Regions from separate parts of the Mus musculus genome. Here all the other regions are linked to region 3. A link is a loop called in an ENCODE intact Hi-C map of the cell type or tissue named here. Cell type or tissue: heart. All regions are shown on one strand.

The links. Hi-C counts contacts between places; a loop is a spot of excess contacts. Peaks named below come from ENCODE experiments on the same cell type or tissue, not always from the same donor. Only the 100,000 strongest peaks of a DNase experiment are listed, where the experiment ranks them.
Region 1: it touches region 3 in a loop (7-fold over the local background); 27 of 42 quality-filtered maps call a loop at or near these places.
Region 2: it touches region 3 in a loop (5-fold over the local background); 2 of 42 quality-filtered maps call a loop at or near these places.

What each region holds. Positions count from the first base shown.
Region 1 is chr14:32,075,233-32,080,232 of GRCm38, reverse strand. No RefSeq gene overlaps it. Among named protein-coding and RNA genes, the nearest start is that of Dph3, 8.0 kb to the left of the region's middle. In heart, a CTCF peak has its summit at 3,121 (motif pointing right); a DNase peak (open chromatin) is centred at 3,182.
Region 2 is chr14:32,190,320-32,195,319 of GRCm38, reverse strand. Timm23 (translocase of inner mitochondrial membrane 23) reads left to right here. Exons shown (of 7, transcript NM_016897.3): 3 at 1,373-1,466; 4 at 1,833-1,917; 5 at 3,920-3,978. LOC115488402 (a small nucleolar RNA gene) reads left to right here and starts at 3,270; the gene lies at 3,270-3,466. In heart, CTCF peaks have their summits at 1,513 (motif pointing right) and 2,682 (motif pointing right); no DNase peak of the experiment used is centred here.
Region 3 is chr14:31,952,105-31,957,104 of GRCm38, reverse strand. No RefSeq gene overlaps it. Among named protein-coding and RNA genes, the nearest start is that of Gm41125, 11 kb to the right of the region's middle. In heart, a CTCF peak has its summit at 1,993 (motif pointing left); a DNase peak (open chromatin) is centred at 2,004; H3K27ac peaks cover 344 bases.

The DNA.
Region 1 (5,000 bases), 120 kb before region 3:
CCATTACAGATGGTTATGAGCCACCATGTGGTTGCTGGGAATCAAACTCAGGACCTCTGGAAGAGCAGTCAGTGCTCTTAACCACTGAGCCTTTTAACCACTGAGCCTTTTAACCACTGAGCCATCTCTCCAGTACCTTGGCCTCTTAAGGAACTGAAATTAAGGCTTATTGCAAAAGTAGCAAGGAAGCCATTGTCGTGACTAGAAAGGAGGCCACGTGGGGCAGCATCCCGAAGAGCTGCAGATTATTGTTGGGGGCTTCTTAGGGTCCAAGAAGGGGGAATTTGGTTAGGAGCAAAATATTTTGGATGGTTCTCTGTTTTGATTGACAGGTTCGATTATATAATCACTTCTCTCCTGTGCTTGTCTCCCAGATGTATGTGACTTTAAACATTACACTGACTGCTCTGTAGTAAGAAGAAGGTAAAACAGGGGATCATCACTGACAGACAGTTCACTCAGGGACAGCTTGTTTTGTTGTGCACCCCAAACTGGTTCAGGCCACGTTGAGATGGTTGCAGGGTAGTGTTGTAGAAATGTTTAATTCCGGTCCAGGGTTTCTACCCCACCTTTGACCATTTAGTTCCTGGATAAAAGAAACACACAACTTTTAGATTTACAACAAGCCTTAATCAGCACTAGAGCTGGGCAGATATCTACCTGCTATGCTATTAAAATCTATTTCCTATCAATATCCCTGAGTTACTACTACGTTTCATCTGAGCTGCTCTTAACTCCAATTGGCCAGCTCTCAGGGCCATGTTTTTTTTTGACTCCTAACCCATGGTGTCTTTTCTCTGTTGTGGTCCTCTTCCCATGCCCCCAGGCCCAGGAACCCTAAAACCTGCCTATGTCTCTTCAGCCCAGCTATTGGCTGTCAGCATCTTTATTTACCAATTAGAAATAATTGGGGGCAAGGTCAACAGTGACACTTGGGTCTATGTACAGACTCTCTTGTGCAGACTTTTGTCTCTGCAGCAACCAGACCGCACTTAGCATTACAATACATAGCAGAAGACCAAACCTCAACAATTCCCTTTTCTAGTCCAATAAAAGGCTCCTTTTCTCTAAGATATAAATTGAATACAATTATAACAATTATGAAAATTATAAAGCATGGTATACATTTATAGCATCCAGAACATTATATTTGGCAATACAGATAAAGTATTTTATCATCTATCCTAACTTAATGAGTTTACAATTCTGTACTAAATCATCTTTGATTTTAACTTGTATTACCATCTTAAAACCATCTATTAAAATCCAGAACACCTGGGGCTGGAGAGATGGCTCAGTGGTTAAGAGCACTGACTGCTTTTCCAAAGGTCCTGAGTTCAAATCCCAGCAACCACATGGTGACTCACAACCATCTGTAACAAGACCTGATTCCCTTGTCTAAAGACAGCTACAGTGTACTTACATATAATAAATAAATCTTTTTTAAAAATGTGTTTAAAAATCCAGAACACCTTAAGTTTAATTGTGAGACTATAACTATCTAGTCTTCAACCCCACCAGAGATTCGAGAATGAATAAATATTATTTGAGTATGCAGGAAGCACAGGGACTCAGCTTCTAAAAATCATAGAAGTAACATAGATAGCTTAAGGCTTGAACAGTCCTACATTTTTTTTTTATGACATTGGAGCATCTATCTTCAGCCTTTCATCCCAGAACATCTGACAGGCCTTAAATGAAGCAGGAATTATGAAGGACTAGCTTACTCTGACTTGGCAGAGCTTAGCAATCGACTATCCTATGTCTCTTTGTGCTTTTTGGACAGCATTCTGTCTGCAGATAAAATTGGGACATTTCCCCGCAGTGGCTAGCTTGCCACAATTGGAGCAACTCTATATGGAGGTTATTGATGCTCATCATCTCCCTTGAAGTGGAATGGGGTGCTGTCAGGACCTTGGCTAAGTGTTCTCCACGCTGAGTTGTGGGGTTGGAGACAGCAAACATTAATTAAGTTGGACATGAAGGAGACCTTTCTGTTTGGTAAAGTATCAAATGTTATTAGTTACCCCCAAATGGATAAATGGTATCCAGTCAATCAATAAGCAGAAAACATTTTGTTGCTGTTTATAAGAGCTAATCCTAATATACATGGGAGTGGGGTGTGGGGAGTGTGGGAATAGGGGGAGGAATTTGGGGTTTTCTCTTGAGACAAGGCCTCACTGTATAGCCCTGGCTAGCCTGGAACTCACAGATCTGCATTCCAATGCCTCCTGGGTGCTGGGATTAAAGGCCACCATTTACAGCTTGCTTTTTTTTTTTTTCCTTTTTTTTTTTTTTTTTTTTTCCGAGACGGGGTTTCTCTGTATTCTCTGTATAGCCCTGGCTGTCCTGGAATTCACTCTGTAGACCAGGCTGGCCTCAAACTCAGAAATCTGCCTACTTCTGCCTCCCAAGTGCTGGGATTGAAGGTGTGCGCCACCACGCCCGGCTCATTTACAGCTTTTTATTTTACTATTTTCCTGACAGGATTTCACTATTTACTTTTTCCCTCAGAGGAGAGTTTTCAAAAACTAGAATTATATCACAGAAATCTTAAAAACCAAAGCAGGAATGATATTTTTAGACGAAAACCTGAAAGGTATGTGTGGATCGTTAAGGAAAGGCTGTCCCATTCTCTGTGGATGCTATCAATGGCTGCCCCATTCTCTGTGGATGCTATCAATGGCTGTCCCCTATCAATGGCTGTCCCGTTCTCTGTGGATGTTAGTGGATGGCTGTCCCGTCCTCTCGCCAACTCTCTCACCTTACTCATCAGCATTTTAAAGGAATTACCATGTGGTCATAAGGAGGCAGAAGGAAGGCCTGACCTTGACCAGATGGTTCCTGTTTTTCTTGTTGCCCACGTGCTCTTAGCCCATCTGTGTGCTCAGCAGGTCAGTGCCAGGGGCAGAGAGGCCAAAGAGATAGCGGTCACCTCAATTAGCCTTGGTTTCTCTACTGTGAAACAGTAATAAGGGAGTTGAAGAAATGATTGTTTAAATCTTTCTCTGCTCTGTTCTGATGTGACTTTGAGTAGGCTATTTCCAACGGATTTCCATTCTTGGGCCATGTTCTGAGGTAGGGGAGAGAAAATGAAGTGTATGCAATCTCACTGCGGCCTGTAGGTGGAGCCAGAGCTCCACTGGACTCCTGTGTGATCTGCTCAAGGCCAGGTCAGCTTCAGCAAGACCTGCACACCCAAAAAATATCTTTGGGCCCATGTGTTCTTATTCCCAAGAGGCAGTTTACTTAATGCGAATCTCTGGTCAACTGACATTCTCTGGACCTTCATCCTGAGGCCTGGAGCAAACAGCCCTGTAGTTACTACTGGCTTCAGTGATATCTCCCAATGTTTATGTCTCAATGTCCCAAAGGCTATCAGGGCTACTCTGTTATAAACTGGCACTGCCCAACATGGCGACCCTAAGAACCATGTGGCTTTTACCACTCAAATGATGTTAAGAAGTCAGTTCCTCCATAGTCAAGTAGACATTCACACAGACTGTGACTTGTGGCAGCTGCTGTGGCTGCAGGGGCCTTTCTCTCCCTGGGAGGCTGTGGAAACCTTGGGAGGTGGAGTGTGGTTAGAGGAAGAACACTAGAGCGTGGCCTTAAAGAGGACCTGGTTCTTCCCCTCCCAGTTTCCTGGCTGCCACAAGCAGATCAGCTCGGCTCCTGCCGTGATTCTCTGCCTTAACCACAGGCCCAGAAACAAGAGTCAGACGAGCACAGACCAAACCCTGGGAACCCATGAGCCAAAGGAGATCTCCCCTTCTTCTCAATTGTTTCAGGTGTTCACCACAGAGAGGAGGCTGCCAATACAAGCTCTACTATGTGGAACACAGTAATAGGCACTAGGAGAAACTGTGTTATTAATGCTGACACCCCTACACTCAAGGGGTTCAGGGAGTTCTGTCCTGCCCTGCCACTGCACACACACACACACACATTCACACACAGATGCACACTCAGACATAAACACATACAAGCACACAAACTCACACATACATATGCATACTCACACAAAATGCACATACATACACAGAGATTCACACACACACACAGAGTCACACATAAAGACTCACACAAATTCACACACATTCTCACACACAAATACATATATCCACACAAATTCACACACATACACAGATTCACACACATGCACACTCACACATAAAGGCACATACACACAAATTCACATATTTGCACACATACACACTCACACATAAAGGCACATACACACAAATTCACACATTTGCATCCTCACACACTCACACACACGCAAATACACACACATACATGCACACACAGAGGGGAGCCTCTGTGTGTTGTTTTGGAATCCAGTAATTTGCCATTCATCATCTCATTGCAAAGTAGGAGACCTGATTACAAGGTAGGTGCCTGATGGGCACCGGAGAAGCTATGCTGCAGTCACGGCCTCGCAGAAGAGATGATGCCAGCTGTCAGCACCCAAGGATACCTCCTATGTGCAGAGGTGACTGGCCACAAATGCCTTAGGATGAATTCTAGCCTGGTGGAGGGAAGCACTTAAAAACATGCCCTTGCTGCAAGTGCAGACAGCCCCCATTTCCATCTGTTGTGCTCACTGGGGTCTGTGTGTCCTTTTACTCAAGGGGATGAAGGCTCCACTGACCTGGGGTGGTCGGTGCTCTCACTGTCACACATCTTGGTGTGCTTTAGAGAAGAGATCTGTTATGATTTGAGTATGAAATGCTCCCCAAGTGTCAGGTTCAGAGGGGTTAGTGATCAGACAATAAATTCTGAGAGCTCGACCTGATTAACGGAGTTGTCCCTTGATGCGCGATGGGAAAGTCGTGAAGAGCAGGTACAGCAGAAGTGGGGATAGTGGAAGCTACACCCTGCCCTGGCCCTTTGCTAGAACCCTCTTTCTCTGTTTCCTGCCTGCAATGAGGTGAACAAGCTTCTCCATCACACACGGTGTCGGGTGTGTGCTCTACTCAAACACACAGGGCAAAACT
Region 2 (5,000 bases), 240 kb before region 3:
AAAATAACCAAGCAGAAATTTTTTATTGTCCACCAGATCATTATCTATAGTGAGTATGGGGTAGCACGAATGACCTCTCTGGGGCCATATGTCTGCCATGCTTCCATTGTGATGGTAGTGGACTAAACCTCTGAAATGTATGTATCCCAGCCCCAGTAAGAGTTGTCATAGGCATGGTGTCTCTTCACAGCAATAGAAACCCTAAGACATTAGATAGTTCCAGGAACTGGGGGATTGCTGTGATAGTCCTGACCATGTTTTTCTTTGGAAGAATGTGGACTTTGGGACAGAAAAGCAGCTCAATGCTTTAAGCTTGGGTTAATGGGCCTTACTAGTTGGAGCATGGAAGACAGTAGTGCTGAGGGTGATTTGAACTGTGGGGGTCCAGCTCAAGAGGTTTCAGAGGAGAAAATATTAGTATGTATCCTAAAGACTATTATTATTGTGATAGTTTGGCAAAGAATGTGGTTACTTTCTGCCCTTGTCAGATTTATGCTATGAAAGAATAGATGGAGTAAATTAGTTCTGGAAGAAAAATCTCTCCAAAGAATTCAGTGTGTTATACTCATGTCACTTGTATTAGTCAGGCTTCTCTAGAGGGACAGAATTTATAGAATGAGTGTGTGTGTGTGTGTGTGTGTGTGTGTGTGTGTGTGTGTGTGTGTGTGTAATTTATTGAAATGGTTTACACGCTGTATGTAATCCAGCTAGCCAACAGTGGCTATCTACCAACAGAAAGTATGTGAATCCAGTAGTTGTTCAATCTATGTATGGCTTGATGTCTCAACTAGTCTTCAGTATATGCCAGAATATGGGAAGAAGGCTCTAATGCCAATGAAGGAATGGACTTGTTAGGCAGAGAAAGCTTTCATCTTTCATGTCCTTTAATTTATAGAGGCTGCCACCAGAAGGTGTGGCCCAGAATAAAGGTAAATCTTTCCACTTTTAAAGATCCCAGATTAAAAGCGGCTCTTCCTACTTTAAATGATTTTGGGAAAAAAAAATCACAGATGTGCCCAGCCAGTTGCTTAGGTTTCAGCTAGTTCCATATGTAGACCAGTTGACATCCAAGAAGTTGTCACATCACTTTTGATTTATGTGTTGGCTGTTATTGCAGACAATTTTACTTTTGCTTGAATTTGATATCTGAGTTTGTATTAATTTGGTTGTTTACTTATTTCCAAACTACTTTGAAAATTTGACCTGTAATCCAAGTACTTGGGAAACTGAGGCAGGATAATTGTGAGTTCCAGACCAGCCTAGACTAAATAATGAGATACTGTCTCAAAACTAAAAGAGAAAAATAGGAAAAAAATACAGCTGCCTGGGTCTTCAGGGAGCACTCATCTTGGTTTTCCTTTTTGACCCTTAGGATACTGATGAATTTATTTTGCCAACTGGAGCTAATAAAACCCGAGGCAGATTTGAACTAGCTTTCTTTACCATTGGAGGATGTTGCATGACAGGTACAATTTTTATTTTTAGATTTATTTTATTTTATGTATGAGAACACTGTCGCTGTCTTTCAACCCACCATAAGAGGGCATCAGATCCCATTACAGATGGTTGTGAGCCACCATGTGGTTGTGGGAATTGAAAGCACAACCTCTGAAGGAGCCATCTAACCGCTGAGCCATCTCTCCAGCCCCAATATTTTTATTTGTAATGTCCTTAAATCCAAGTCGTTAATGGTGCTTAAAGTGAAAAGTAACTAGGATATTCTTTTCGTTTTTAAAGCTTGTATTGCATTTCTCATTATATAAAAAAGCAACCAGAATTATTTTTAATAAAAAGCTTTTTTTTTTTTTTTAATTGTTATGATTTGCCACCAGGGGCCGCATTCGGGGCAATGAACGGTCTTCGTTTAGGATTGAAGGAAACCCAGAGCATGGCCTGGTCCAAACCAAGAAATGTACAGTAAGTCTAGATGCTTGCATAGTAACCACTGCTTTGGGGTCTGGTGTTAATAAAGTGCTTAGATAATTAACAACCCCCACCACCACCTCTCTCTCTTTTAATATATGGTTTTGGTTTCAAAGCATAAGGAACCAAGTTACTGTGTCCTAGCTTTGCAGGGGTGTAGATTTTGGTTAGTGTCTTCATTTAACTGGTACAACCCCAATCTGATTTTTTTGGTTTACATGTGCTCTCCAAATTTATATGGCAAATTTATATTTTTAAATTGTTGAGTTACTAATAGGGATTTTTGATTGTTCTTGGGCCTGTAGGACTCAGAACTTGATGATAGAAGCTAGATCTATTAGCTTCTTGCTGACATGCTTAAATGGGGAGGGGCAGAAACACTCAACTAGAATTTCTTTTTTTAAAGATTTATTTATTTATTATATGTAAGTGCACTGTAGCTGTCTTCAGTCATTCTAGAAAAGGGTATCAGATTTTGTGAGCTACTATGTGGTTGCATGTGGTTGAACTCGGGACCTTTGAAGAGCAGTTGGTGCTCTTAACCACTGAGCCATCTCACCAGCCCCTTAACTGGAATTTCTACAATTCCAAGATCATTATTATATATGTATGTGCAAGTGTGCAGATGTCCACATGAGCGGGTGCATATGAAGGCCAAAGGTCAGCCTAAAGTGTCCTTTCTCAGGAGCTATCCCACTTACCCAGTGAGCCATCTGCCCAGAAGCATTCTTAATCTCTGAATTGTGAATGTATCGTCCTGCCAGAAGGTGGCAGCAGGCGTGCTGGAGTTGGCCTTAGGAAACCTTAGAGGCTTGCCAGGTTTTTCTGTTGCTGTTACTGCATGAACTCCTTTGTTGACAATGCAGATTTTGTAGTATGAGAAGCTAAAATACTGTAATAAATACCTGTGAACCCTAATTCTTCTACAACAACCCTCAGCCTTGGCCAGTCACCCAGTTTCTTCTATTGTATCATTTTGAAACAAATCCCCAACCAATATTTATAATGAATTTAGAAGTGGGAAGTCTCTTAAACAAAATGCTATATTCCATTTTTGAAAACAATAGCAACATAATCTTCTCATCTTCCCATATTGAGAAGCAGCATTTAATAATTGGAAAGGGGTAGAATTTATAGCCAAACATGTTGTGTTTAACTCGAGAATTGTAGTTTAACCACTTAATATTTTGTGATCTTGAGTAAAAACTTTGTCTACTTTCTGCCTTGCAGAGTTGTGGGAAAGTGGCAGGTGATAAAATGTGAGCAGTAGATAAAGGCTCACAAACGGAAGTGAAGTGTGCCGACAGACCGTCCCCAGAGAGCTCTACCAAGTTCTTAGTGTGTTACCCAGTAGTAGTCAGCCATCCCAGACACATTCCTGTGATGGTGTTACACTGCTGGGAGAGTAATGTGTGCTCTTCACCTGGTTGCTGGGTCACCGTTCTGGTGGGCTGTGACTCTGGTGTAAGACCAAACTTTGCTTCCTTGAGAGTGTGCTAAGCATTCGCTTTGACTGCTTAGTTCTAGTATGGGAGCAGACAGTGCTTTCTCCGTGTGCTCTAGTAAAGGCAGCTCTTCCTTTCTCTTCAGTTCTGCTTTGCACTCTAACACCCATGTCCTTTCCATTGGCCCTACTTAGTATTCTGAAATGTATTCCCTTTCCCAAAGAATGTCAAACCACTCTGTCACAGGTACAGTGACATTGTTTTAACACAGATCATCAGTTTGTAAATACATTTCAGGCTGCTGTTTAAAGCCTTTGTATTTAATCTGTCCTAAATAATTTTGTGCCTTTACTATCATAAACCTCACTTATATAAAGTAACAACCTTATTTATTAAAATCTGGGGTGGTATTAAGGTGTACCTTGAAGTTCCAAAAATCATTTAGGCGTGGGCCTATATATTTTAAATAGCTATAGCTATGGCTTATAAGATTACTAGAGAAGCAGTGACCCTAAATACATTTTTCTCTCTCTCTCATTCTTCCCTGGTAGGATTTTGAATATGGTGACTAGGCAAGGAGCACTTTGGGCTAATACTCTAGGCTCCCTGGGTAAGTATAAATCTTGTTCGATTAATCTTTTGTGTTGAGACAATGCCTCGTGTAGCCCAGTTTCACTTCATACTTTAGTTATGTAGTTGAGAAGCTTGGGATGCTGATCTTCCTGGTCCCGTCTTCCAAGTTCTGAAATTACACATGTGCCCTGGGGAACAAGCCCAGGGCTCCTGGCATGCTAGGCAAACACTCCTCCCCTGGGCCATATCCCCAGCTAGTAAGTCATTCATATAAAAAAAGAATGTGCAGTTTGGTCAACCAAGATTCTGGTTCTAGGCTAAACAACATTTAAATCCACTCTGGTAAATATTGTAACTACCATCTGAGAAAAGACTCGTAAATGCTCTTGTCTAACAGTATGCTAAGTAAAATCCTGTTTTCAACTAAAAGATGTCCAAGTAATGGAGCTATACATGTTGGGGAAGGTTCAAAGTCCTGTAGTGAGACGTGACAGACAGACAGATGGAGTCAGTCTTTATGCTTTGTTTTCCTAGTAGCCTGTTGATTTAGTGAGTTCATCTGTAGATTTGCAGTAACTCTCTTGTAGATAAGGAAAGCATTCCCAGTTGTAGACAAGGGGTGATTTAATGGTGCTTAGTCAGAGCCCAGTGCTTTGATTACACTGACCATGAATAGTTTGTTCTTCTGATTGCTAGTGATTTATAATCTACTTGTAACGCATACACATTACCTTCTAAAGTTTTCATAATTTTTAGACAAGCTGAACTTAATGGTACTCTTTCTACTTATAGCAGATGGAATAAGGAACAAACTTGAAAAGACAAAAGGCCACTATTGTAACTTGTTATGAAATTTGGAAAGTGCATTTTCATACCAGAAAGCCAAATTCCCATTTTGTATTTTGATAAATGATGGCTTTGATAGTCTGCTTACGTCTACAACCCTGAAACAACCTTCTATACACACAAGTCATGTTCCTCTGTTCTTTTGTAATTGCTTATATACCTAGGGAACTCAGCAGCCTCTGCCTACATCACAACTTATTTATTTTTAGCCCT
Region 3 (5,000 bases):
CCACATGGCAGTTCTCAACTCTCTGTAACTCCAATTCCAGGGGATCCAACACCCACACACAGACATACATGCAAGCAAAACACCGATGCACATAAAATAGAAATAAATAAATCATTTTTTAAAAAGTAACACAAGAATGAGAAAAGAAAAGACACTAAAAAGGACTGTGAATAAAACCTGCGTGGAGATAAGTTCTGAGTGGAAGAGTCTCTGAATCAGTGCACAGCTAAGAAATCCACAGAGTCCCCAGGACTGGCATAGAGGCCAGGAGCCTTTAGAATGAAAAGCATGCTAACTTATACTGCGGTGGGGCGTTGGTCTTAAAGCAGGAGTCATCCGCCCCCCCCCCCCCAAATCCCTGGGAACCTCTGAGAGTCTTAGCTTTTCAAGGCTAGCTCTGTGCCTCCCACAGAAGGTTCCTATGCTGTGCTAAGAAGTTTACAGACCTTCTACTGTGGGCTAGCACTTTCCATGGTGAGCTGAGATAAAGATGAAGAATATAAGATAAAATTATTATCCATATTCCCTTTAAAGCCCTTTAAATTAGTCTGGAAAGATAATTTAGCTGCTATGGTGCTGGTCATGTGAGTGTGAGCATCTATATTTAAAAACTGGGCATGGTGGCTTGAGACAGTCTTCGTTCCTCTCCCTCCTGGTCCTCTCAGGTGTACTGCCTGACAGCTCATCCGCCTGCCTGCAGCATCTCCTCTACCTGGAAATTTCCCAGGGGCCATTTACAACAAACAAGATCCAAGTTCATATGATCACTCTCCGGTGTCCAGTCATATCCACGTATTGTTTTAATAAACAAATATTGAAAAACATATTCTGGACCTGCTTGTATTATACACATACAGAACCTGTGCAAACTGAGCAGACTTAGCAAGAACAACAAAAACCCACCCCCCTCAAGCCCTCACAGGCCGCAGACAACACTAAATCCACATCCACCCGACAGCATTGGTGATAGAGTCAGTGAACGGATGCCTCTCCTGGCCTGGGATGTGACCGTGTCCTCAGTGGGTCTCACATCGTACAAAAGGCTCTCAAAATACAGTGCATTTCTGTGCTTCTGGGTAATTTGAAGGACTTTTTATTGTGTGTGTCCATGTGCATGTGTATGTTTCTGTGCATACAAGTGCATTTACTCATGTGTGAGCATGTATGAAGACCAGAGGTCAACCTCAAGTGTCGTTCCTCAGTTATTCTCTCTCTCTCTCTCTCCCTCTCTCTCTCTCTCTCTGTGTGAGCATACACATACTCTCTCTCTCTCTTTTGAGACAGAATCTCACTATGAACCTTTGGCTGCCCTAGAACTTGCGGCATACACCAGGCTGGCCTTGAACTCTCCACCTTGTGTTTTGAGACAGGGTCTCCCACTGGCCTTCTGCTCACAAAGTAGACTAGGCTGTTTGGCTATCAAGGCCCATGGATCCCCTGTCACCACCTCCCTGGCACTGCCATACGTTCATGCCCACCGACCAAGAGGGCTACACCAGCTTTCAGCTTGCTCTCAAGCTAGGACACGGGGGTGGGGCTGTTGTTATTTAGCTCTCTGATTCGGATCTAGCTTTTGCAGTTCCCTGGGCATTTTTCATTTTCTGGCTGTTTGTGTGCTCCACTGCCTACAGTTCTCAAAGCACTCCCAGGAGACAAAGGACATCATGCCACCCATTTGTCAGATTTGGAAACTAACACTTTTCAGATTCGAAGTCTTATCTGAGATCAGACACGCTGGGTAATAGAGAGAGCTGGAGGCAGAACCCAAACTTTTCAACTTGAATTCTAAATTCAAAATATTCAAATGTTTCAATTTATTAAAATGTTGAATACCATCGTGCTTTCTTGGAAGGGTTTGCTTAAAATCATTGTCTGAAACTGAGGCTCATGTGACCAGTAGACTTCCCTTTCAGACCTAAAATAATCTTGCAATCCACAGCCTACAGTTCTAGAGGGATAGAATTGACTAGACTCTGTTCTTCTGTTGCCCTCTGGTGGCCACTGCACAAATAACACATCACAGAGTCGCAGGGCAAAGTCAAATGCGGCTCTCTGGATGTGAAACTGAGAATGGCAGCCGGTGATGGCTGGACAGCCTGAGCTACATAGTGAGACCCATGTCAAAAAAAAAAGTTATTTTAAAAATAAAGCCAGAAGATAAAGCAGGACCCTCAAGGGTCATAGATAATTAAATGGTAGGTGACTACAAAATCCCGGGAACAACATCTAACAGGCATATGTAGAAAATGCACACAGCCCAGGTGTCTTGCTCTCTCTCATCAGGAGAAAGGGCCCAAATTGAGCTCTGAAGGGCAAGCCAGGCTATGTGTGTGTGTGTGTGTGTGTGTGTGTGTGTGTGTGTGTGCACGTGCGCACGCAGAGGTTAGGAATTCAGGGACCTGTCAAAACGCATGGTGACTGCACCGGAATTCTGAACATAAGACTTGAGGGGAAGGGGTAGGGGAGGCTAAAATCCAAATGTCCAAATGTGGTTGGATCTGATAAGAAAAGGATTTTGTGTCACAGATGCATTTAAGATTGTCCCTAAGCTAATATTACCAAATTTTAAAGGATGTTATCAATAAAAATATTTAACTATCCATCCTTTATGTTTATTTATATATTTTATTTTTATATATTTTATTTTGTGTCTGTGGTATGTATGTGTGTATGTGTGTGTGTAATGTGTATATATGTGTGTGTTTGTGTGTATAAATGTGTGTGAGTGTGTGTGCATGTATGAGTGTGTGTGGTGTATGTGTGTGTGTGGACATGTGTGTAATGTGTGTATATGTGTGTGTGTTTGTGTGTGTGTGTGCATGTATGAGTGTGTGTGTGTACATGTGTGTAATGTGTGTGTGTAGCTCAGAAGACAGTTTCTGTGAGTAGTTCTCTTTCCACGCCACACAGGCTGGACATCAGGCACCTTTGCCAGCTGAACCATCTTGATGGCCTAGGCACCACTTCTTGAAGGTTCTGCCTCCAAGAGATATCAGCACGCTGAGTGCTAAGCTCCCAGCAGCTGCACCTCTGGAGGACACACTTACACCAGACTCTTCCCGGCAACACTTAGCATCTCAGCACTTGGAGGAGGACTACAAGTTCCTGGCCTGTGCTATTCACCCACACGCGACTGCCTTACTTGGGAGTCAGCTAACAGCTGCCATGACTCCTGCTGCCAACTAGCTGTTTCTGTAAAATAATTAGAAGGCTTTATCTTTTCATACTGGAGACAAGTCAGTTTATTTTAGAAGATTCTCACAAGGTGCCCTACTTTGGTTTCTATGTTGTGATAAAACACTGAGCAAAACCAACTTGGGGGGGGGGGCTTATTCCACTTATAGGTTACAGCCCACTAAGGACCTTGAAGCAGAAACCATGGAGGAATAAACATTGTTTACTGACTTGCCTCTAGTTCATGGTAGCCCAGGCCCACCTAGGGATGTCACCATGGGCTGGGCCCTCTTACATCAATTAGTAATTAAGAGAATGCATCATGGGCCAATCTAATGGAGGCGATCTGTCAGTTGAGTTTCCCTCTTGCCAAGTGACTATTATGTTTGTGTCAAGGTAACAGATGAAGCTAACGGTGACATAAAGTCAGAATCTCCAGCTTTGGAAACCACAGGCTCTGGGTTTTACATCAGCCTCAGCCTCAGCCTCAGCCTCAGCCTCAGCCTCAGCCTCAGCCTCAGCCTCAGCCTCAGCCTCAGATCACCTACCTGCTTTCCACATCCTCTCCCCAAAGCTTGAGTTTCTTTAAAGGCCTCCCACTCCGTTGCAACATAACCTTGCTTTGAAAGGGCAAGCCTTTGTCTTTTAGATGTCTTTGACTGACCTCCCTTTTATCAGGATAAAGGTGAACAAACTTGAAATACTGTCCGCTTACGAAGGGAAAGTACATAATCACTCTCGCATTTACCACGAGGAAATCCTTTCACCTCTGTTAGCACTGACTGTGAGACACCATGTATTCTTCAGCCCATTTCTTCTTCTTTTCTTCCAAAATTGAGCATGGGGCCTTGAACATGCACCACTGAGCCACACTGCCAGCTCACTTCTTCTCATTTTGAGCCAGAGTCTGGGAAACTGCTTTGGTTGGCCTTGAACTCTCTTGAGTAGGGGTTGCAAGCCCACACTCTCTATATACCTGGTTTACTTCTCCTACTTGTTTATAGAAACTACTAGGTGATTTCTTCTCCTTCTCCTTCTCCTTCTCCTTCTCCTTCTCCTTCTCCTTCTCCTTCTCCTTCTCCTTCTCCTTCTTCCTCTTCTTCTTCTTCCTCTCCTCCCCCTTCCTCCTCCTCCTTCCTCCTCTTCCTCTCCTTCTCCTCCTCCTCCTCCTCCTCCTTCCCCTCCCCTCCCCACTCCCCCTCCCCCTCCCCCCCTTCTGTTGAAACACACACACATTCAGAAAATGAGAGACAGGGAAAGGGAGGAAGAGACATGAAGCCTGCTCACATGCTCCTAGGCCAATGCTTAGCAACCAGCTCCCTCAAAAGAGCAGAACCTGAGGCTGGAGAAATGGTACCGTGGTTAAGAGCACTGCAAAGGTCATGGGTTCAGTTCCCAGCATCCACAGGACAACTCACAACCACTTATAACTCCAGTTATATGGGATCCGATGCCTTCTTTGGCCCTCTTGGCCCTCTTGGGCAGACATGAGCAGGCAAGCATACAAATCAAATCAATACAATTTTAAAGGGAAAAACAAAACAGAAAAAAGGAACAAACACGCAGACCTTAACCTGTGCAGAGCCCCTACCAGTGCTGGTATTTGGATCATGAATGTCCCACAAAGGTCTGCGTGTCACAAGCTTGGTTCTGTAGCTGGGCACTATTGGGAGGTGGTAGACACTTAACTAGTAGGGCCCAGTGATGGGCATTTAGATCACTGGAGACATGCCCTTACTGGGGACTGTGGGACTCTGATCTGCTCCTCTTTCTCTGCTTTGCTTCTCAGCAATGCAGAGGTGACTGGTTTTGTTCCACCATGTGCA